Linked DNA regions of Homo sapiens: region 1 is linked to region 2. Evidence: read pairs that join two places in POLR2A ChIA-PET (ENCODE). Cell type or tissue: OCI-LY7. All regions are shown on one strand. Each heading gives the region's core, and the rest is flanking DNA. Links, peaks and the distances in the headings are about the cores only. Region 1 overlaps NUP205 (nucleoporin 205). Region 2 overlaps CNOT4 (CCR4-NOT transcription complex subunit 4).

Region 1 (11,854 bases), core at 884-4,883, 87 kb before region 2:
AACTTCTTGCTCAACATATTCGAGGGCCATCCAACTTATCCCTAAACACCAGCAGGGACATGGAATTCACCATTTTCCAAACTCTCAATTTCTAACTCTCACACTTACCTGTGATTTCTACATACTGGGTGAGAATCTTTTGGTCTCACTGTTGTCCACTAAATTTAATTTTATTCAATGCCCATTTTACTATCTCATATGGAATCTTTCAAATATTTCTAAGTTTCTTCCCTCGGAATCTTCTCTGAATAAACAACCTTTTTATAATTCAAGTTCAGTCACCTTTTAACTACTCTCCTTTGAATGAGTTCTACCTTTTTTTTTGAGATGGAGTCTCACTCTGTCACCTAGGCTGGAGTGCAGTGGCGTGATCTCACTGCAACCTCTGCCGCCTAGGTTCAAGCAATTCTCCTGCCTTAGCCTCCTGAGTAGTTAGGATTACAGGCACTTGCCATAGCACCCAGCTAATTTTTGTATTTTTAGTAGCGATGGCATTTCACCATGTTGACCACGCTGGTCTTGAACTCCTGACCTCGTGATCCACCTGCCTTGGCCTCCCAAAGTGGTGGGATTACAGGTGTGAGCCACCACGCCTGGCTAAGTTTCACTTTTTTTTTAAGAGTACTTTGCCTATAGTTTCAGTTTCATTTCCTAAAGCTTTCTTTTCCCCTTACTGCAACTACTCCTCCACTCTACTCCTTTCTGTTCCCCAAATTCATCACCTTGCTTCACCCTCTTGCACAGGCAATTTCTTCTGCCTGGATGCCCTTCATCCTCCCAAATAACCACCTATTCCACCTGATGTATGCTTACTCATTTTGCAACATCTACCTTAAACTTCATGATGTTGTTAAGAGTTCTCTGTACAATCAAGGTCCATCTAATACCATCTCTAAATCTCTGGACCATCTCTAAATCTTGCACAAAACTGCATTAATTGTACTTAATTGTGTCAAAATATTTGTTTCCACATCATTCTCAATTATTAGAATATGAGCGTATTTACACTAGTTGAGATTTTATTCATCTTTATATCACTGGAGTGATATAATTAACACCATGCCTGGCACATGGTAGGTATAGAAGAAATGTTTGTTAAATGAAAGTTCCGAGTTAAACTCAAAACTCAAGCATGTCTAGTGAACATCCCCCTCATTCTCAATATCATACTTCTTTTAGTGCAGGCTTAGGTCAAAAAGGATTTTGGTAGCCATATATTATCTTTAGACATATTAAACTTTTGTTCAACTAACATGCCCATATTTTCTTCAAATGGCTCCTCCATTATAATTAAAACAAACTGCTTATAGTATAGAAATTTTTCTCTCTTTTCTCTACACAGCAGCCAGAGAAATAATTTCAGAGTTAGAATGAATTATGTAATGTCTCTGCTTAAAGCCCTCATCAACAACTTTCTATTGCAATTAGAATAAAATCCAAATACCTTTCATTATCATGCAAAATCAAACATGCTCTGATTCCTGCTGTATCTGCATCTTCCTTTGCTCTCCCTCTCATTTATGATGCTCTAGCCACAATGATCTTTTTATCCTTAAACACGCCTTTATTCCCACCTCAAGCACTGGCTGCTTGCTCTCCCCGGAAAAGCCTTACCCAATAGGTCTGGGTGGCTGGCACCTTCTCATCATTTGGGTCTCAAGGCAAATGACACCATCTTAGAGAGGCCTTCTCTACGGATCCTACTTAGAGTTGCACTAGCCAGCCTCCACCTCTCTATATCTCACTGCTTTATTTTATTTTCTTCCTAGTACTCTGTATTATTGAAATCATCTTATTTTTTACCTACTCATGCATTATCTGAATTACTCTCTCAAAAAGAAATTCCAAAAAAGTGGTGACCTTACCTGCCTACTCACTGACAGTAAGTGCTTTGTGCTATAAAATTTCTGAGATGTCTTTAACAATTCTGATCACTAAACTGAAGCCTTCCTTCCAATCAAAGGTTAAGAAAGGATAGCCGGGCATGGTGGCACATGCCTGTAATCTCAACTACTCGGGAGGCTGAGACATGAGAATCACTTGAACCCGGTAAGTGGAGGTTGCAGTGAGCCGATATCATGCCACTGCACTCCAGCCTGGGCAACAGAGCGAGACTCTGTCTCAAAAAAAAACAACAAAGATTAAAAAAGGAAATATTTTGAATATGGTTTTACCAAACTGCAGCCTTAGAAACTATGATAGAATCTAAACAATAAACTATTTTAAACTATGAGTGATTTTATAATTTTGCATTATTTTACCACTGTTTCAGTTAAATGTCAACCTACCAGCAAGAAGAAGCTCAACAGCTGCCAATTCTCCAATATCAAAAAGGTCACTGAGAATAAAGGCTTCTTTAATGAGCTGTTCAGGAAGAAGTCGAGTTCCCTGTTGACCCTGAATGGCGACTCCCTCTGTACTGGCTTTCTGAACCTTCTCATGCTGTTGAACATTTTTTGGCTACAATGATAAAATTGTAATTGTTATGAAAATAGCACACTGGAGACAAGGTCCCAAAGTGTTACCTACAGAAGCTTATTCATGATAATTCAGCCTGGTAACATGACAAACAGAAGTATTTCTTATCAGCTAATTTAGAACAGACTTTTATGAAGTAATATTTTGCATAACCTTAAACTTTTTATTCCAATACTACCTTCTCAATAACTGTGACTGCTAAACTCTGATCTGAAAAATTTGGAGAAAATATACAAAATAGCATACTATTTTTCAAGTTTCTACAGAACTTTTCAATTACATAATAAATAAAAATAATAAGGTCTTCAAATGGTACATAACAAATGGATATATGAACTGTTTAATTACTTAGCAGAGCAAGTAACAGTTTATTAATGTTATATAAAATGTAGTCTTATTTCCTAAAAGATAATTTGGTGCAAATATTTAACATATGACGTACAGTACAGAATTAGCTGATAGATCATACATCTAAAGTTTCGGAACTTAAAGGTTACACATTGGTCATTGAATCTAGCTCCTCTATTGCAGACAGAAAAACCGACATCCAGCTAAGTCAGGTAACTTGTCTGTGGTCATAAAACTCTCTAGTGGTACAGCCAAGACTGGAAATCAGCTCAACTGGTTCCCAGGCTGGGGTTCTTTCTACTAAAGAAAGCAAAAAAAAAGAAAAAAAAAGAAAAAAAAAAAAAAGCTAAAAAGCAAAAAGCCATTTCTGGTAACACAATCCTATAAATAGTTCTTGGATGGCTTCCTTGCTGTATATAAAAGAAAAGTGCCAGACTGGGCGTGGTGGGTCATGCCTATAATCCTAGCACTTTGAGAGGCTGAAACAGGCAGATCACTTGAGGCCAGGAGTTCAAGACCAGCCTGGCGAACGTGGTGAAACCACGTCTCTAATACAAAAAAATTAGCTGGACATGGTGGCAGGCGCCTGTAATCCAGCTACTCTGGAGGCTGAGGAAGGAGGATTGCTTGAACACGGGAGGGAGGTTGCAGTGAGCCAAGATCGCACCGCTGCACTCCAGACTGGACGACAGAGTGAGACTCTGACACACAAACACATACACGCAAAGGAAAAGTGCCAAACAACAAGAAAAGCATTTTCCAAGTTTGAATCCCCTCCACTAAAGTACCCTATTGCTATTGCAAAGAATTTCAAGATGCAGAAATTAAAAATACTCAAGAATTAATTCATTCCATTAACACAACTTACATAATACTATAAACTACTATAAAATAATACTTAAAATTTTAACGTACATCTGGAAATAAACAAAATAATCAATCTTACCAAGCATAGATGTATTACTAACTAGAGGTCAGAAATTCTAAGGCAGTTAATATTTCTGGAATATACTAAATTTCTTAAATAGTCTTCAAATATTATTAAGTTTATCTCCTAGCTAGAAATAAACATAATATTAACTTCTATAGAGAATAACATTGCTCCTAAGAAAAATTCCATTAAAATCACAGCAGGGCACAGTGGCTCACGTCTATAATCCCAACACTTTTTGAGACCAAGGCAGGAAGATCACCTGAGGCCAGGAGTTCAAGACCAGCCTGGGCAACATAGCAAGACCCTATCTCTAAAAAAAATTAGCTGGGCACGGTGGCACACACCTGTAGTCCCAGCTACTTAGGAGTGAAGAGCCAGGAAGAACGCTTGAACCAGGAGTTTGAGGCTATAGTGAGCTATAATCAGGCCACTTCACTCCAGTCTGGAGGACAGAGCAACACCCTGTCTTTAAAAAATATCTAGAAAAGAAAATCATTGAATCACTGGAGTGAGACAGGTGACATGTTTTTGTTACGTACATTAAGAGTTTACTTGCAAGGACCTACTATTTGATAGCACGACAGGGTGATAGCCAATAATAATTATACATTTTAAAATAACTAAGAGTGTAAATGGATTGTTTGGAAAACAATGGATAAATGCTTGAGGGGATGAATGACTCCCCATTCTCCATGATGTGATTATTTCACACTGCATGCCTGTATCAAAACATCTCACGTACCTCATAAATATATACATCCTTTATGTGCTCACAAAAATTAAAAATTAAAAAAAGTTTTTAAGATAGTTTTTGCAGCTGGCATGGTGGCTCACGTCTGTAATCCCAGCACTTTGGGAAGCTGAGGCAGGAGGATCACTGAGGCCAGAAGTCCAAGACAAGCCTGGGCTACAAAGTTAGACCCTGTCTTTTTTTTTTTTTTTAAGCGTTTAGGGGTACATGTCATCAGGACCTCATGAGACTGTGGCACAGTAAATAAATTTCTGAAAAAAATTTGAAAATTAAAAAAAAAAGAAAAGAGTTTACTTCCTTCCTCGATCTTAAAAAAAAAAAAATCCCAAAAAAACTGAAAAAGAAAATTTCTTACCGGATTTTTGAACAATGAGATGAAGTCAGGTTTGTGTTTCTTCAAAATCTTATCAAGAAGGTGAACAGCTTCAGGTTGTCTTCTCCAAAGAGCATTTCCCACTTTATGCCAAATGTCTTTGTAAGGACCCCATAGACTAGCAGCTTAAAGAAAAAATAAATGAAACCACCGTCAAAGAAAACATACACTTGAAAAATAATGTGAGGTTACCATCCACACATTTTAGTTACACCCACAGCTACTTTTTAATCTAGGAAGTTATCTTAATTAATATAATTATCAATTATATTATAAATATTATAATTAGTATGTTACATTAACTATATTATATTAATATATTATATATAAATATATAATATATAATATATTACATATATTTTATATTTATATATAATATATGTAATATATAATATATAATTTATATATTAATATAATTAATATATATTAATATAATATATAAATATAATTAATATATATTAATATAATATATAAATATAATTAATATATTAATATAATATATAAATATAATTAATTATATTAATATAATTAATTATATTAATATAATTAATATATATTAATTATATTAATATAATAAATGATTGCTAATTATATAAATATCAATGTTGTAACTGATTAAGAGACACTAATATAAAAGCATAGTTTATTAAAATTCTCAAGCAATGATATAAACACATCACTTTATCTGACTTACTATAAAATAAATCCTGACTTTAGGTAGGCACAATGGCTCACGCCTGTAATCCCAGCACTCTGGGAGGCCAAGGCGGACAGATTACCTGAGGTCAGGAGTTTGAGACCAACCTGGCCAACATGGTGAAACCCCGTCTCTACTAAAAATACAAAAATTAGCCGGGTGTGGTGGTGCGCACATGTAGTCCCAGCTACTTGGGAGGCTGGGACAGGAGAAATCACTCGAACCCAGGAGGCGGAGGTTGCAGTGAGCCAGGATCGTGCCACTGCACTCTAGCCTGGCCGACAGGATCAAAACCCCATCTCAAAAAAAATTTAAAAATTAAATAAATAAATAAAATAAATCCTGACTTTAAATTGGAATATCAGCTGAACCTAGTTTTACCACTTCATTAGCTATGTCTACTGGAACAAGGGAAATAACCTCTTTAAACTTCAGTTTCTCTCTCTCTCTCTCTCTCTCTCTCTCTCTCTCTCTCTCTCTATATATATATATATATATATATAAAACATAAACACCATCTGCTTCAAAGAGCTGTAAGTTTTTCAAATGAGATAAACTAAGGAAAACACACAGTCCAGTGCCTTTCATATCATAGGCACTCAATAAAGGTAAGTGCCTTTCCTTCCTTTCCTTCTTGTCATCCAGATGAAAAGCAGCAGTAGGGAAATAACTCAGAATTTATAAAACTTAGAAGCTGAAAATGTACTTTGGGCTGAGACACTGGCTATTATAAAACAGCATAGAAATACAGAATACTTTTATAAACTCATATAAAAAGGATCACATTTTAATTGATAAACATGATAACAGTAAGTAATAATGACTAAACTTGTGCTGTGTGCTACTAAGCATGGCCCTAAGCTCTTTACATGTATGATTATGTCTTAACAACACCCTATGAGGTTAGCACTATGGCTTCCTCCATTTTATAAATATGGAAACTGAGGCAGAGAGGTCAAAATATTCACCACCTGAGGTCACACTAGATAATGTCAGAACTTAAGCCCAAGCAGTCTGGGCATCAGAGTGTGCCCTAACCAGTAAATTGTACTTTCACCATAATTTACTGGAAAGTAAATGACACATTTATACTATAATACATAATACTTAAAAAGTGAAAGTGTTTGGGAAGAATTTAGGTATTTCAAAAATAGTACTAAGGCCGGGCACGGTGGCTCACGCCTGTAATCCCAGCACTTTGGGAGGCCAAGGCGGGCGGATCACCTGAGGTCAGGAGTTTGAGACCAGCCTGGCCTACATGGTGAAACCCCATCTCTACTAAAATATACAAAAAATTAGCCAAGCGTGGTGGCACGCGCCTGTAATCCCAGCTACTCAGGAGTCTGAGGCAGGAGAATTGCTTGAACCCAGGAGGCGGAGGTTGGAGTGAGCCGAGATCGTGCCATTGCACTCCAGCCTGGCAACAGAGTGAGACTCCATCTCAAAAAATAAAAAATAAAAAATTTAAACTCCATAAATGAACAGTAAAGTATCAAAGAAGATAAGACAAACAATCTTTGTCTTACAGCTCACCAGTTGGGGAGATAAAATGTACATAAGTGAAATATTCCAGTAAAGGAATATGATTGTTGGCACAAACAATAAAATAATTTCAAAAGATCAAACTGATGGTCAGAGTTGGCTAAGGAATGGCTGCACTTGTGCAGCATTTGAAGGATGAGGAAAATCTGGGCAACAAACATCAGCCAAGAACAAGTGTGAGCAAAGGATCAGAGACAGGTGTGAAAGCATGAAAGAGAATTCAGAGCAGTAGCAAGATTAAAGAGGTAGGAGTAGTGCTTTCAAACTTTGACTATAATCCACAGTAAGAAATATTTCACATTTCAACCCAGTACACATGTATATACAAAACTGGAACAAAAGTATTATATAAAATACTAAAATTCAGGCTGGCTCTCACCTATAATCCCAGCACTTTGGAAGGCCGAGGCGGGCAGATCACTTGAGGCTAGGAGTTCGAGACCAGCCTGGCCAACATGGTAAAAACCTGTCTCTACTAAAAATACAAAAATATTAGCCAGGAGTGGTGGCGCACACCTGTAATCCCAGGTACTCGGGAGGCCAGGAACCAGAATCGCTTGAACCTGGGAGGTGGAGGTTGCAGTGAGCCAAGATCACGCCACTGCACTCCAGCCTGGGTGACAGAGTGAGACTCTGTCTCAACAACAACAACAATAAAAAACTAAAATTAATTCATTTATTATATTCAATGCCCTATGATATTTTGTGTTCTGTCCCATTTTTGGTGAGGGGCCCACTAAATTGATTTTATCTTTATTGTTTTTAAGATGCAGTCTCACTCACTCTGTCACCCAGGCTGGAGTGCAGTGGCACAATCTCCGCTCACTGCAACTTTCACCTCCTGAGTTCAAGTGATTCTCCTGCCTCAGCTTCCTGAGTAGCTGGGATTACAGGCGTGCCACCACGCCCGTCTAATTTTTGTATTTTTATTAGAGATGGGGCTTCACCATTTGGCCAGGCTGGTCTTGAACTCCTGGCCTCAAGCAATCTGCCCACCTCGGCCTCCCAAAGTGCTGGGATTACTGGCATGAGCCACGGCGCCCGGCCCCTACTAAACTGATTTTAGACTCACCATTTAAAAAATATGACTCTAAAGCCAAAGGTTTCTGTTTGGAAATAAGCAGATAAGGTACTCATATGTGTTTAGACTCTGAAGGAAAAACTGGTCAAAACCAATTACTCAACAGATGAAACTTAGAACTAACTATAGCCTAAACATTAAAGACTGTAAACAGGGTAAACTGTTGAGAAAACCCAAATCCAAATAAAGTTACCAGGATATAAGAACAACATGAAAGATAACTGTAATGTAATTAAATACATTATAACTCAATGAACAACGTCAGATGACGCAATGTAATTTAAAAACATTTTTTTTTTGAGACAGGGTCTCACTTTGTCACCCAGGCTGGAGTACAGTGGTGCCATCTCAGCTCACTGTAGCCTCAACTTCCTGGGGTCAAGAGATACTGCCCCCCTCAGCCTCCTGAATAGCTGGGACTACAGGTATGCAACCACACCCACCTAATTTCTGTTTGTTTGCTTTTTTTTTTTTTTTTTTTTTTGGTATAGACAGGGTTTCACCATGTTGTCCAGGCTTGTCTCAGACTCCTGGACTCAAGCAATCTACCCTGCCCACCTTGGCCTTCCCAAGTGCTGGGATGAAAGGCATGAGCCACTGCACCCAGCCTGAAAAAAAAATTTTTTAAAGGGAGATGTGCAGGGAGAGGACGGACTAAACCAGTGGAGATGGATTATTTATTCATACTTTCATTCACTATCAAATATTTACTGAGGGACCATATATACATATATATATATATATATATATATATATATATATATATATATATATATATATACACACATAGACTGAGCAAGACAGACAGAATCCCAAGCCTCATGGAACTTACAAATTGATAAGACTGACAGACATTAAACAAAGAATTCCAGGCCGGGTGCAGTGGCTCACACCTGTAATCTCAGCACTTTGGGAAGCCGAGGTGGGCCGATCACGAGGTCAGGAGTTCGAGACCAGCCACCTGGCCAATATGGTGAAACCCCATCTCTACTAAAAATACAAAAATTAGCCAGGCATGGTGGTGCGCACCTGTAGTCCCAGCTACTCGGGAGGCTGAGGCAGAAGAATTGCTTGAACCTGGGAGGCAGAGGTTGCAGTGAGCCGAGATTGCGCCACTGCGCTTCAGCCTGGGCAACAGAGCAAGACTCCGTCTCAAAAAACAAAACAAAACGAAAAAACAAATAATTCCAAAGATATCAGTATAATAAAAGATATGATGAAGTACAACGGGCTATGAGAGTACATGAAAGAAAGAGCCTAAACTAATCTGAAGATTAGGGAAGGATGCAAAGCGTCAGGTCTTTGATGTGGGGATGTGAGGAATCTGCATGTCTAGATCTTCCTTACATAGACAGATCATCCAATTCCCTGCTTTGCTTCTCCTGCTTTAGTCCCACACTTTCCAATCTTCTGATTAAAAATATAGCTCGACATATAAATTTCTAGCATGAAGGATGTGTTGACAAGGCAACATGAGTACCTATGCAGACATACTTCCCATTAAAGAGCAATAACTGGCAGACAGGGGTGGTGGCTCATCCGTGTAACCCCAGCACTTCGGGAGGCCAAGGCTAGGAGTTCAAGACCAGTCTGGCCAACATGATGAAACTCCGTCTCTACTAGAAATACAAAAATTAGCCAGGTGCAATGATGCACACCTGTAAATCCAACTACAAGGAGGGTTGAGGCACAAGAATCTCTTGAATCTGGGAGGCAGAGGTTGCAGTGAGCCGAGATCACACCACTGCCATCCAGCCTGGGCAACACAGCAAGCCTCTGTCTCAAAAAACAAATAAATAAACAAATAAAATAAAAAAGAGCAATAACTGGCATACTGGTTTATGTATCTGTCTTTTCTGAATTTGATTAGAGAATAATCAATGAATGGGACCTAATCAACTCTGGATACACTGAAAAAAATCAGATTTCTCTGCCTGCCAAAATGAGGACCTAGATCCTGGTGACTAGATGACTTCCCTCAGGATCATTTTCTTGGCCCTCTCTCTAACTGCAAAGGATAGAGTAGGTTTCAGCCTTGGATTCCAGGGCCATGATGGAATTTTTCCTATTAGTAAATGGCAAAGTTTCCAGTAGCAGATGACAAAATGAAACTGGCATTGTAGGAAAATGGTGTTCTAGTGTGGTTGATGGACTAGAACAGGCAGTGTCAGGAAACAAGGATAAGAGGTAAGTAAGCCACTTATAAGAAAATGGAACCGGGAGGCCAAGGTGGGCAGATCACCTTAGGTCGGGAGTTCGAGACCAGCCTGATCAACATAGAGAAACCCCATCTCTACTAAAAATACAAAATTAGCCAGGCATGGTGGCAGGTGCCTGTAATCCCAGCTACTCGGGAGGCTGAGGCAGGAGAATAGCTTGAACCCTGGGAGTGGCGGTTGCAGTGAGCCGAGATCACACCATTGCACTCCAGCCTGGGCAACAATAGCGAAACTCCATCTCAAAAAAAAAAAAATAAGAAAATGGAACCTAAACTAGGATGAGGGCAGTACAGGAGGAAGAAAAGGTCTGTTAGTAACAGAAAGGACTCAGAATTGGTCATCAAATGGCACATGGTATAAAGGGAAGGTATTAATGATGACTCCTATGCAAATCTGAAATATACCTTACCACAGACATTTCAGAAATCTGATAAAGTGCTGACAAAAGTTAATTTTCTCTCCCTCATTTTAAATATTAATATACAGTAGGACCTCTGAAAAACCAATAAATTTCCTTGTACTATACATATTTAGTGTAATAAGCTCAGTGAATGGTAGAGAAAAATCCAATTTTTCCCCCAATAATGGTAGGCATCCAATTAAAGATCAAAACTCTACAATAGGCCGGCTGCAGTGGCTCACACTTGTAATGCCAGTACTTTGGGAGGCCAAGGCGGGCAGATCACTTGAGGTCAGGAGTTCGAGACCAGCCTGGCCAAAATGTCAAAACCCTGTCTCTACAAAAAATTTTTAAAAAGTAGCCAGGCATGGTGGCGTGCACCTGTAATCCCAGCTACTCAGGAGGCTGAGGTGGGAGAATCGCTTGAACCTGGAGGCAGAGGTTGCAGTGAGCCAAGAGCGCACCACTGCACTCCAGTCTGGAAGACAGAGTGAGACTCCATCTCAAAAAACAAACAAACAAAAAAACTCAACAATAAAAAAACAGGTTCACTGGCCTACTTAGTTCGTCATTAATATCAACATAGCATCAAAGGGCCAGGCAAGGTGGCTCGCACCTGTAATCCTAGCACTTTGAGAGGCTGAGGTAGGCCTCCCAAGCAAGGTTCAAGGAGCTTAAGTGCAGGAGTTCAAGACCAGCCTGGGTCACATGGCAAAACCCTGTCTCTATTTAAAAAAAAAACAGGCCGGGCGTGGTGACTCATGCCTGTAATCCAGCACTTTGGGAGGCCGAGGTGGGCAGATCACAAGGTCAGGAGTTCAAGACCAGCATGGCCAACATGGTGAAACCCTGTCTCTACTAAACACACACAAAAAAATTAGCTGGGCATGGTGGCTAACACCTGTAATCCCAGTTACTTGGGAGGCCGGGGCAGGAGAATTGCTTGAACCCAGGAGGCAGAGGTTGCAGTCACCTGAGATCATGCCATTGCACTCCAGCCTGGGTGACAGGGCAAGACTCCGTCTCAAAAA
Region 2 (11,854 bases), core at 3,375-7,374:
TACTATAGATTTACTCTCTATGTTTCTATATAGTCCCAGGTCCTCTGATTAATGCATTAATGAACTGTGAAGTTCTTTTTATGCCAACCACTCTCCAAGGTTCTTTATATACAGTGTAGTATGTAACTCCTATAGATTTACTCTGGACATTGCCCTAGCCATTCTCCCTTCTCTCTGTATATCATCAATTTGTCTCTTCTGGATAATTCCTATCAATATACAAGCATACTGTTACTTTTTTCATCATAAAAATATCTTCCCTCAATTGCTCTTTCTTGCTCTCTTTCTGTAGAACCCCTTAAAGCATTGTCTAAATGCACTTGTCCTAATTTCTTTCTCATGTTCTCTCTTAAGCCTGTTCTAATCAGGCTTTGCCCCTACCACTGTGCTAAGATTGCTTTTGTTAATGTCTTCCAACAAATGACATTATTAAATCTAGTAGTCAGTTCTGTCATTATCTTGGGTGATGATCTACGTTTGACAAAGTTATTTTCTCCTTGTCTTTGATATACTTGTTTAACTTGCCTTTTAGGCTACTACATTTACTTGGTTTTCCTCAAAATTCATTGGCTGCTCCTCCTTAGTCTTCCTTAGTAGATTTTCCTTTTTGCCTACCTCTAAACATTGGAATATCCCAAGGCTCACTCCTTGGTTATCTTCTCTATCTATGCTCATTCCCTTAGCAATCTCTGTTAGTTTGGTGGCTTTGAATATTTTTCTCTCAAATGAATTTTTTCAGCCCAGATCTCTCTCCGTAACTCCTTATTTTTATATCCAGTTGCCTATGTTGAATGGCTCTTAAACATCTCACACTCAACATGTCCAAAATGGAATTCTTGCTTTTCCCTCCCAAACCTGCTCTCTCATACCTACTCTGTCCACATAGCCTTCCTCATCTCAGTTCTTGGCAGCTTTCCAGTTGCTCAGGCCAGAAACCTTGGAGTCATTCTTGACTCTTGCTGTCTTATCTTCTTATCCAACATTCATTCCTTCAGGAAGTTGTTGGCTGTAACTTTAAAACATATCCAGAATTCAACCAGTTTTCACTGTCTCCACAGCCACCATCATCTCTTGCTGGGTAATGGCAGCAGCCTTTTAACAGGTTTTCCTGCTTCTACCCTTGCCCTCTGTAGTCTGTTATTAACACAGCAGTCAAAAAGATCCTTTGAAAATTTAAGTCATATGGCAAGAGATTTTGTACTACATTTAAGAAGTTTCATGAGTTGATAAGATTAGAGATTGTTCTAGCCAATGATATTTTACTAAATCATGTCAGCCTTGAAGGCACATTTAAGGCAGGCTTTGAGTATGCTTGTTAGTGTGGGTGGGGAAGGAGTGGTCAGAGATGGTTCATAGCCTCCCTCTTTTCTCCTCACTAACACTTGTCTTTTCCACCATATGCACGAAAAGACATATTTGTTCCTGAGGAAATTAGAAAGGGAGGGCCTGAGTTGGTTGCTATTCCTGAAAGTTTCTTTGAATGGAATACTGGATCATCGTTTTTGAAGAGGTCTGTTGTTACTTCATTATTACCTCCTTTAGCAGCACCCTTGTTTTCCTCCAACCTCTGCCAAGATTAGTGTCCTGTGTCTACATTTGCCCCTTCTGTTTCTCATACTCCCAGATGGAAATATTATATTTCTTAGGACTTTTCGCTCTATTTGAATTAGTATTTTCTACTCGAAACCCTTCAGAAATCCTGAAATCCATTCTTATGCTTTCTGTGTGAGTTGGTTTTATGTTTGTTAATAATGTTTCAACAGAATGATAGTGGACATGATAGCAAAAGGGAAATTGATACTAATATGTAACGAAGAAATCGTATGTGAAATTGTGAAGAAAATGAACGATATTTTTATTGAGTACTTTGAAGGTACTTGTCATAAACTAACAATGCTAATGATTTCTAGAGGAGTTATATACTACACTGTATATAAAGAACCTTGGAGATTGGTTGGCATAAAAAGAACTTCACAGTTCATTTCTTTTATCTGTTTACATTCTTTTCTCTAGAGGCAAATGTTCTTTAATCAGTTTTCCTTTGATTCTCTTTCAGAGAGGCTCATGTAGTGGGATCAACAATCATATCACTGTTGTGGCATTGTATATATGTTAACTATTGATTTTGCATTCTTTTAGATTATAATATTTAATCTCTTGGTCTGAAGGTAGATATATTCCTGTTTTCTCAAGCTGTTTCTTAGACCTTTATTGTCCAGTATGGTACCCACTAGCCATATGGGACTACTGAGCACAGGAAATGTGGCTAGTCGGCCAGGCGCAGTGGCTCATGCCTGTAATCCCAGCACTTTTGGAGGTTAAGGCGGGCAGATCACACGAGGTCAGGAGTTCAAGACTAGCCTGGCCAACATGGAGAAACCCTATCTCTACTGAAAATACAAAAATTAGCTGGGTGTGGTTGTGGACGCCTGTAGTCCCAGCTACTCGGGAGGCTGAGGCAGGAGAATTGCTTGAGCTGGGGAAGCGGAGGTTGCAGTGAGCTGAGATCACGCCCTTGCACTCCAGCCTGGGGGACAGAGCGAGACTGTCTCAAAAAAAAAAAAAAAAAAAAAAAAGAAATGTGACTAGTCTGAATCAAGATTGTGCTAAGTGCAAAATACACACTGGAGTTAGAATCCTTAGTAACAAAATTTTATAAAATGTGTAAAATTTCTTATTAGTAATTTTAAAATATAGATTATATGTTGAGCTGATTTGTTGGGTTAAATAAAATTAATTTTACTTGTTTCTTCCTATTTTTTCTAAATATGGCTAGTGGAAAATGTAAAATTATATATGTGATTTACGTTATATTTCTCTTGGATAGTGCTGTCTTAAACTTATATTTCTCTTTGGCCCTAAAACTTCTGAAGTTGTTTTTAACTCTGTTAATGATCTGTTATATATTCACTAAAATATGATTTTGGTATTATGTATTATAAAATAATTTGTTTTTTTCTGAAGGAACAACTTTTATGTTTTTATCCTTCTTAGTCCTAACTTTGTCAAGTCTTGAGTTTTCTTTTTCCTTTTTTTAAAAACTCTTTGACTTTTGCCATACCTTACCCATGGTAGTACTACACAAGCATAACTTATTCTTTCTCTACATTGCTTGGGAGAATTTTGAAAAGGGAATTTGAAATTATGAGTATCAGAGTTGATCTTTTATTTGCTTTCCTTCTTAATATTAGGACTATTAATAATGATACATTCTATAATTCCTCCATGATAACATAATTTTAAAATTTAAAATAAAGGCAAATTTTATCAGGTAAAAAAGTGCATTGAAAAAGTTACATACGAGGAAAGAGATTTTTGTCTGCTTTAACATAAAACCCAGCAAATAAACAAAACACCTGCACTGACTCATTCTACTGGCACACATTTTGTACATTTTTATAAACTTAGACTCTAACAGCCACTATTAGCTTTTTTTCTTCAAAGATTTCAGTTTAGGCTGGGCACAGTGGCTCACGCCTGTAATCCTAGCACTTTGGGAGGCCGAGGCGGGCGGATCACTTGAGGTCAGGAGTTCAAGACCAGCCTGGCCAACACGGTGAAACCCCTTCTCTACTAAAAATATAGAATTTAGCTGGGTGTGATGGCATGTGCCTGTAGTGGTACGATTGTCTTGCCTCAGGAGGCTGAGAATCGTACCATTCAGTACCAGTCGTACCACTCAGGAGGCTGAGGCAAGAGAATCGCTTGAACCTGGGAGGTGAAGGTTGCAGTGAGTTGACATCATGCCACTCACTGCACTCCAGCCTGGGTAACAGAGCTCAAAAAAAGACTTAAGTTTATGGTTTTATTTATATTAATTTTTTTTTTGAAAAAAATCCTTGAAAACAAGATTTATGTAGAGTTTAAAGAATGCTTTTTTTTTCTTTTTTTTCTTCTTTGAGACGGAGTCTCGGAGTCTCACTCTGTCGCCCAGGCTGGAGTGCAGTGGCGCTATCTCAGCTCAGTGCAAGCTCCGCCTCCCAGTGGTTCTCACGCCATTCTCCTGCCTCAGCCTCCCGAGTAGCTGGGACTACAGGTGCCCGCCACCATGCCCGGCTAATTTTGTTTTTGTATTTTTAGTAGAGACGAGGTTTCACCGTGTTAGCCAGGGTGGTCTCGATCTCCTGACCTCGTGATCCGCCTGCCTTGGCCTCCCAAAGTGCTGGGACCACAGGCGTAAGCCACCGTGCCTGGCCTCTGTGCTCGAAAAGTATATTTTGAAAGTATTCCACAATCTAATATCAATTCTGATTTTTTTTTAAAAAGCAATGCATGAGATAATAGCAATTCATATTGCTACTATCAATGTACTAACAAAAGTGGCTTTGTTAGGCATTTGGAAATAATTTATTTACTGAAGAACTATTACTTTTATTGTTCTTACCGACTCGAAAGAGTCCATAATACCTGCTTAGGTACGGAAAATTAGACCTGGTGTGGTGACTCACATCTGTAGTCCCAGCACATTTTGGGGCCAAGGTGGGAGGATCACTTGAGCCTAGGAGTTCCAGACAAGCCTGGGAAACATACGGATACTGCATCTCTACAAAAAATTTACAAAAAAAAATTATCTGGGTGTGGTGGTGTATACCACCACCACTACTTGGGAGGCTGAGGTGGGAGGATTGCTTGAGTCTGGGAGATCAAGGCTGCAGTAAGCTGTGATGGCATCACTGCACTCTAGCCTGGGTGAGAGGGAGACCCTGTCTCCAAAAATAAGAAAAGAAAAGAAAATCATATAAAAGCACATTTACAGGAAGAGTATTAAAAAAAAAAAAGATTGGGCCAACAAGCTAAAACTTTTTTTTAAATGGTTGTAATTGAGAAAACATAGGTTTTATAAACAAGGACAATGAGAGCAAAAGATATCTAGGGTAGAAAAAGTAGAGATAATACAGATAATAGGAATTTGGGGATGTAAGAAAATAGCAAAGTCATAAAAGTTCACATTTTTGGATGCTTAATGGAAGGATAATCTTGACAGACTGAAACAAAAATTTTACTGCTTGTTAATTTTCTGGATCTTAGTACTCTTTACCTTTTTTATTTTTTTTATGCTTTGAGGATAGGACTGATTTCTGTTGGCTCTCTAGACCTAGATTTGGATTGATTCATAAACATTTCTTTAAAAAAAAGTGTTTTGTTTTGTTTTTGTCCTGTGACACAGCCTCAGGAGACTATTCTTATGTGCCCCAAAAGAACAATTTCTGAGTTCATCTGTGTTGTGTATATTAACTCTTTGTTCCTTTTTATTGCTGAGTAGTATTCAGTGGTGTGGGTATACCACAGTTTAGCTATTTACCCACTGAAGGACATTTTGGTTCTTTTCAGTTTCTGGCTCAACTAAAAGCTGTTATGAACATTTGTGTACATGTTTTCATATAACATAAGTTTTTATTTCTCTCAGATAAACGCCCAAGAGCAAAATTGCTGGGTCATCTGGTAAGTATGCATTTAGTTTTCAAAGAAACTGGTAAAGTATTTTCCAGTATGTGAGTACAATTTTGCATTCTCATAAGCATTAAATGAGTGGTCCAGTTTCTTTGTGTTCTAGCCAGATAGGGTGTTACCAGTTTTTTCATTGTAGTCATTCCAAGAGATCCGTAGTGATATTTTATTGTGGTGTTTTCTTGCATTCCCTAATGGCTAAAGATGTTCAACATTTTTTCATATGCTTATTGGCCTTTCGTAATTCCTTTTCAGTGAATTGTCTGTTTGTGTCTTTTGTCCATTTTCAAATTGGTTATCTTTACTGTTAGATTTTTTTTAATCTCTTGAGACTTTTCTAGATATCTCATTTTCTTCTCTTTCATTTTATTTTTATTTTTCTATTAAGTTATTGGGGTACAGGTGGTATTTAGTTAAGTTCTTTAGCGGTGATTTGTGAGATTTTGGTGAGTGCTTTATACAGTCTGGATACTAGTTCTTTGTCAGATATGTGGTTTGCTAGTATTTTCTCCCTGGTTTTAACTTGTCTTTTCATCCTCTTTGTAGGGTTATTCACAGAGTGAAAGTTTTTAATTTTGATGAGGTTCAGTATAGCAGTTCTTCCTTTTGTGGATCGTGCTTTTGGTGTCAAGTGTAACAACTCTTTACCTAGTGCCAATGCCTGAAGATTTTCTCTAAGTTTTTTCCTAAAAGTTTTATACTTTTACGTTTTACATTTAAGTGTGTGATAACATTTGGATCTAGTTTTTGTATAAAGTAAGTGGTTTAGGTTGATAACTCTTCCCCCTTCTTGTCCCGCTTCCCTTCCCCCTTCCCTTCTCCATCCATGGAAGTCGCATTGCTCTCGCACCATTTATTGGAAAGGCTGTCCTTCTTTTATTGAATTGCTTGTGCATCATTGCGAAAAATCATTTGGGCATATTTGTGTGGACACATTTCTGGGTTTTCTGTTCTGTTCTATTAGTCTATATGTCTCTTTCTTCATCAGTACCACAGTTTTAATTGCTGTAGCGGTATAGTTATCCTTAATATCGGGAGGCATAATTCTACTTGTTTTTTGTTTTCACAAAACTGCTTTAGGTCTCCTAGGACTTTTCCTTTCCATATAAATTTTAGAATATGTTTATCTATATCTACAGAAACAAAAAACCGCCAGCTGTGGTGGCTCAAGCCTGTAATCCCAGCACTTTGGGAGGCCGAGGCAGGTGGATCATGAGGTCAAGAGATCAAGACTATCCTGGCCAACATGGTGAAAGCCCGTCTCTATAAAAATACAAAAATTAGCTGGGTGTGGCGGCACGCACCTGTAATCCCAGCTACTCGGAAGACTGAGGCAGGAGAATCGCTTGAATCCGGGAGGCAGAGGTTGCAGTGAGCCAAGATCGTGCCACTGCACTCCAGCCTGGTGACAGAGCGAGACTCCATCTCAAAAAACAAACAAACAAACAAAATCCTTCCTAAGATTTTGCTAGGAATTGCATTATACTATACATCAATTTGGGGAGTATTGATATCTTTACTATGTTATATTTTCCCGTCAATGAACATAGTAAGTCTCTTCAGTTATTTAGATCTTTGATTTTACGTTAGCATTTTGTAATTTTCAGCATATAGATCCTGCATGTATTTTGTTAGATTTATACCTAACTATTTCATTTTCTTTGGAGCAATTGTGAATAGCATTGTATTTTAAATTTCAGCTTTCATGTTTATTAATATATGGAAATATGATTGATTTTTGATTTTTGATTTTTTTTTTTTTTTTGAGACAGAGTCTCACTCTCTTGCCTAGGCTAGAGTGCAGTGGCACAATCTCGACTCACTGCAACCTCCGCTTCCTGGGTTCAAGTGATGCTTGTGTCTCAGCCTCCCAAGTAGTTGGAATTACAGGTAACACCACCACACCCAGCTAATTTTTGTATTTTTAGTATAAATGGGGTTTCACCATGTTGGCCAGGCTGGTCGCAAACTCCTGGTCTCAAGTGATCTGCCCGACTCAGCTCTCAAAGTGCTGGGATTACAGGCACAAAATAAGACTGATTTTTGTATGTTGACCTTGCATCTTATAACCTTGCTAAACTTAATTATTTTGGGGGGATTTTTGGGTAGATTTCTTGGGATTTTCTAGATAGTCATGTCATCTACAAATGGGGACAGATTTTTTCTTCTGTTCTAGTCTGTTTGCCTTTTATTTTCTTGTGCTGGCTGGAATTTCCATAATTATGTTGGATAAGATTGGTGAGAACAGCCAATCTTGTTTTATACTTGAAGTTAGGGGAAAATATACTATTTTTCTTTTTTAAATTAAATTAATTTATTTATTTTGAGATGAGGTCCCACTCTGTCACCCAGGCTAGAGTGCAGTGGCAAGATCTCGGCCCACTGCTACCTTCGCCTCCCAGGGTCAAGTGATTCTTCTGCCTCAGCCTCTTGAGTAACTGGTACTATAGGCGCCTGCCACCACGTCTGGCTAATTTTTTGTATTTTTAGTAGAGACGGGGTTCTACCATGTTGGCCAGGCTGGTTTCGGACTCCTGATCTCAAGTGATCCGCCTACCTTGGCCTCCCAAATTGGTGCTAGGCTTACAGGCGTGGGCCACCACGCCTGGCCTAGCTATAGGTTTTTTTGTAGATGTTCTTTGCCAAGTTGAGGAAGTTCTTCTCTATTCCCAGTTTGCTTAGAGTTTGGTTTTGTTTTGTTTTTGAGACGGGGTCTCACTCTGTCATCCAGGCTGGAGTGCAATGGTGCAGTTTCGGCATACTGCAGCCTCAACCTTAAGTGATCCTCCTACCTCAGCCCCCCGAGTGGTTGGGACTACAGGCATGTGACACCTTGTCCGGCTAATTTTTGTATTTTTTGTAGAGACGGGGTTTCCTCATGTTTTGCAGGCTGGTCTCAACTTCTCGGCTGAAGCAATCTGCCCTCCCTGCTCTCCCAAAGTGCTGGGATTACAGGCATGAACCACCGCACCTGGCCTGCTTGGAGTTTTTTTTAATATCATGAATTTTGTCAAATGCTTCTGTCAATGATATGATCATGTGATTTTTCTTCTTTAGCCTTTTGATATGGCAGATTACATTATTTTTCAAATGTTGAACCAGCCTTGCATACCTGGAATAAATCCCATTTGGTTGTGGTTTGTAATTTTTTAATATATTGCTTTATTTTTATTTTTTTTTTTGAGACAAAGTCTTAAACTGTCACTCAGGCTGGAAGGCAGTGGCATGATTATGGCTCACTGTAGCCTTGACCTCCTGGGATCAAGCAATCTTCCCACCTCAGCCTCCAGAGTAGCTGGGAGTACAGGCATGTGGCAGCTGATTTTTTTTTTTTTTTTAAATTTTTTTGTAGAGATGGGGTTCCACTATGTTACCCAGGTTGGTCTCAAATGCCAGGGCTCAAGCAGTCCTCCTGCCTTGGCCTCCCAAAGTACTGAGAAAACAGGCATGAGCCACTGTTCACAGACTAGATTTTATTTGCTAATATTTTGTTCAGGATTTTTCATCTACTTTTTTTTTTTTTTTTTTTTTTTGATATGGAGTCTCGCTCTAGTTGCCCAGGCTGAAGTGCATTGGCATGGTCTCAGCTCACTGCAACCTCCACTTCCCAGGCTCAGGAGATTCTCCTGCTTCAGCCTCCTGAGTAGCTGGGATTACAGGCACCCACTACCATGCCTGTCTAATTTTTGTATTTTTACAAAATTAGAGACAGGGTTTCACCACGTTGGCCAGGCTGGTCTTGAACTCCTGACCTCAGGTCATCTGCCTGCCTTGGCCTCCCAAAGTGCTGGGATTACAGGCGTTAGCCACTGTGCTCGGCCTTTCATCTACTTTTATGAGAGGTATTGGTCTGAAGTTTTTCTTTCTTTCTTTCTTCTCTCTCTCTTTTTTTTCCTTTTTTTGTGATATCTTTGTCTGGTTTTGATACCTGGCTCTCTGGACCACCGGATTTCTTTCTTTCTTTTTTTGATACAGGGTCTCGCTCTGTCAGCCAGGTTAGAGTGCAGTGGTATGATCACAGCTCATTGCTCCACCTCCCAGGTCCAAGCGATCCTTTCACTTTAGCCTCCTGAGTGGCTGGGATTACAGTTGTGTACCACCACACCTGACCGATTTTTAATTTTTTTTTGTTTACAGGGTCTCTGCATGTTGCCCAGGCTGTTTTTGGACTACTGGGCTCAAGCAACCCTCCTGCCTTGGCCTCCCAAAGTGCTGGGATTACAGGCATGAGCCACCACACTCCTAGGATTTCTTTATTGGGAGCTTTTAAACTATGAATTCAGTTTCTTTAATTTTTTAGATTGATGCATAATATCATATATTTATGGAGTACATGTGAGTATTATATGCATAGAATGTGTAATGATCAAGTCAGGGCATTTGAGGTATCTATCACCTTTAATATTTATTATTTGTGTTGGGAACATTTAAAATTCTTTCTTCTAGCTACTTTGAAATACACAGTACTTTGTTGCTGACTATAGTCACCAGTACTCTGCTATTGAACATTAGAAGTTATTTCTTCTATTTGACTGTATATTTTGTACTCATTAACCAACTTCTCTTTATCCCCTCTCACCCACCCACCCTCTGCAGCCTCTAGTATCTATAATTCTATTTGCTACTTCTATAAGATTAACTCTTTTAGTTTCTACATATGAGTGAGAACATGCAGTATTTGTCTTGCTGTGCCTGGCTTATTTCACTTAATATAATAACCTCCAGCTCATCTATGTTGCTGCAAATGACATGATTTCATTCTTTGAATGCCAAATCCATTGTGTATATATACTACATTTTCTTTATTTCATCTGCTGATGGACACTTAAGTTGGTTCTTTGTCTTGGCTGTTGTGAATAGTGCTGCAATAAACACATGAGTGCAGGTATCCCTTTGATACACTGATTCTTTTCTTTTGTATAAATACAGTGGTGGGATTGCCAGATCATATGATAATGATACTTTTAGTTTTTTGAGAATTCTCCATACTGTTTTTCATAGTAGTTGTATGGATTTACATTCCCACCAACAGTGTTTAAGAGTTCTCTTTTTCTCTGCATGCTTGCCAGCATCTGTTATTGTGTGTGTGTCCGTGTGTTTTAAGAAATATCCGTTCTAACTGGGGTAAGATAATATCTCATTGTGGTTTAGAATTGTATTTCCCTGATGATTAGTGATGTTGAACATTTTTTTCATATACTTGTTGGCCATTTTTATGTCTTTTAAGAAATGTCTATTCATGTCCTTTGCCCACTTTTTAATGGGATTATCTGTGTTTTTTTTAATGGTTTGAGTTTCTTGTATATTCTGGATATTAGTCTCTTGTCACATTAATAGTTTGCAAATATTTTCTCTCATTCAACAGGTTATCTCTTCATTATGTAGATATTCCCTTTGCTGTACAAAAGCTTTTCAGTTTAATATAGTCCCATTTGTCTATTTTTATTTTTGTTGTCTGAGCTTTTGAGGTCTTAGCCATAAAAATCTTTGCTTAGACCAATGTCTTGATGTGTTTTTTTTTTTTCCAGTTTTATATTTTTGGTCTTACGTTTAAGTCTTTAATCCATCTTGACTATTTTTTTAATATGGTGAGAGAGAGAGAGATCCAGTTTCATTTTTTTTTTTTTTTTTGCATATAGATATCCAGTTTTCCCAGCACAAATTAGCCTGTCCTTTCTTCAGTGTATGCTCTTGGCACTTATATTGAAAATTAGTTGTCTCTAAATATGTGGAATTACATGAATTAAGTGGATATATATGATTTAGGAATTGTATATTAAGCTTATAGCCAGGAACAAAATGGAAGGAACATTTGTATTCCTAAAAGACATTTCATGGGACACAGATGAATGCCTCTGCAATGGTTCTAATAGGAATTTGAAACTGCAATGAGCTATGTCATGCCACTGCACTCCAGGCTGGGCAACAGAGCAAGACCTCATCTCTTAAAGAAAAAAATACAACATTTCCAGAATCTGCATTTTTGACAAGACTGTGTGATCAAGTTTGGTAGGCACTGGTTTGAAGGGAAGTTAATCAAATAGGACTGTATGTAAGTTGAATTGTAGATGAGAGAAATTATGGTAAGGAGTCAGTTCAGATTCCTTTATTTCCTATATTAGTAATCCACTTGAAGTGGAGACCAAAGGGTATATAAAAAGAGAATTCTTAAATAAATAAGTGAGATTTAATGACTAGGATTTAGAGAATGGAGGAGAGTGCTATATCAATGATTATGATCAAGTTTTGGCACTGGGCAACTGAAAACTTAGTGGACCAGTGACAAGAAATCAAAACCCTAGGTGGCATAAAAAGCCGTGGTGGTTATTCTTTACTCCCAGACTACTAGAAATTATTGTTAACAGAAAATCAGCATAATAATAACACTGGAGAAAATCTTGAAAAA

What was found. ChIA-PET counts read pairs that join two places held together with the same protein. Peaks named below come from ENCODE experiments on the same cell type or tissue, not always from the same donor. Only the 100,000 strongest peaks of a DNase experiment are listed, where the experiment ranks them.
Region 1: POLR2A ChIA-PET joins it to region 2 with 5 read pairs; 3 of 35 experiments call an interaction of 5 or more read pairs at or near these places.

Annotation. Positions count from the first base shown.
Region 1 is chr7:135,564,260-135,576,113 of GRCh38, reverse strand. NUP205 (nucleoporin 205) reads right to left here. Exons shown (of 43, transcript NM_015135.3): 2 at 4,867-5,009; 3 at 2,289-2,460. Among named protein-coding and RNA genes, the nearest start is that of NUP205, 12 kb to the right of the region's middle. In OCI-LY7, for the core only: no CTCF peak of the experiment used is centred there; no DNase peak of the experiment used is centred there; H3K27ac peaks cover 1,700 bases.
Region 2 is chr7:135,480,114-135,491,967 of GRCh38, reverse strand. The region is part of intron 1 of CNOT4 (CCR4-NOT transcription complex subunit 4); the gene reads left to right. Among named protein-coding and RNA genes, the nearest start is that of CNOT4, 24 kb to the left of the region's middle. In OCI-LY7, for the core only: no CTCF peak of the experiment used is centred there; no DNase peak of the experiment used is centred there.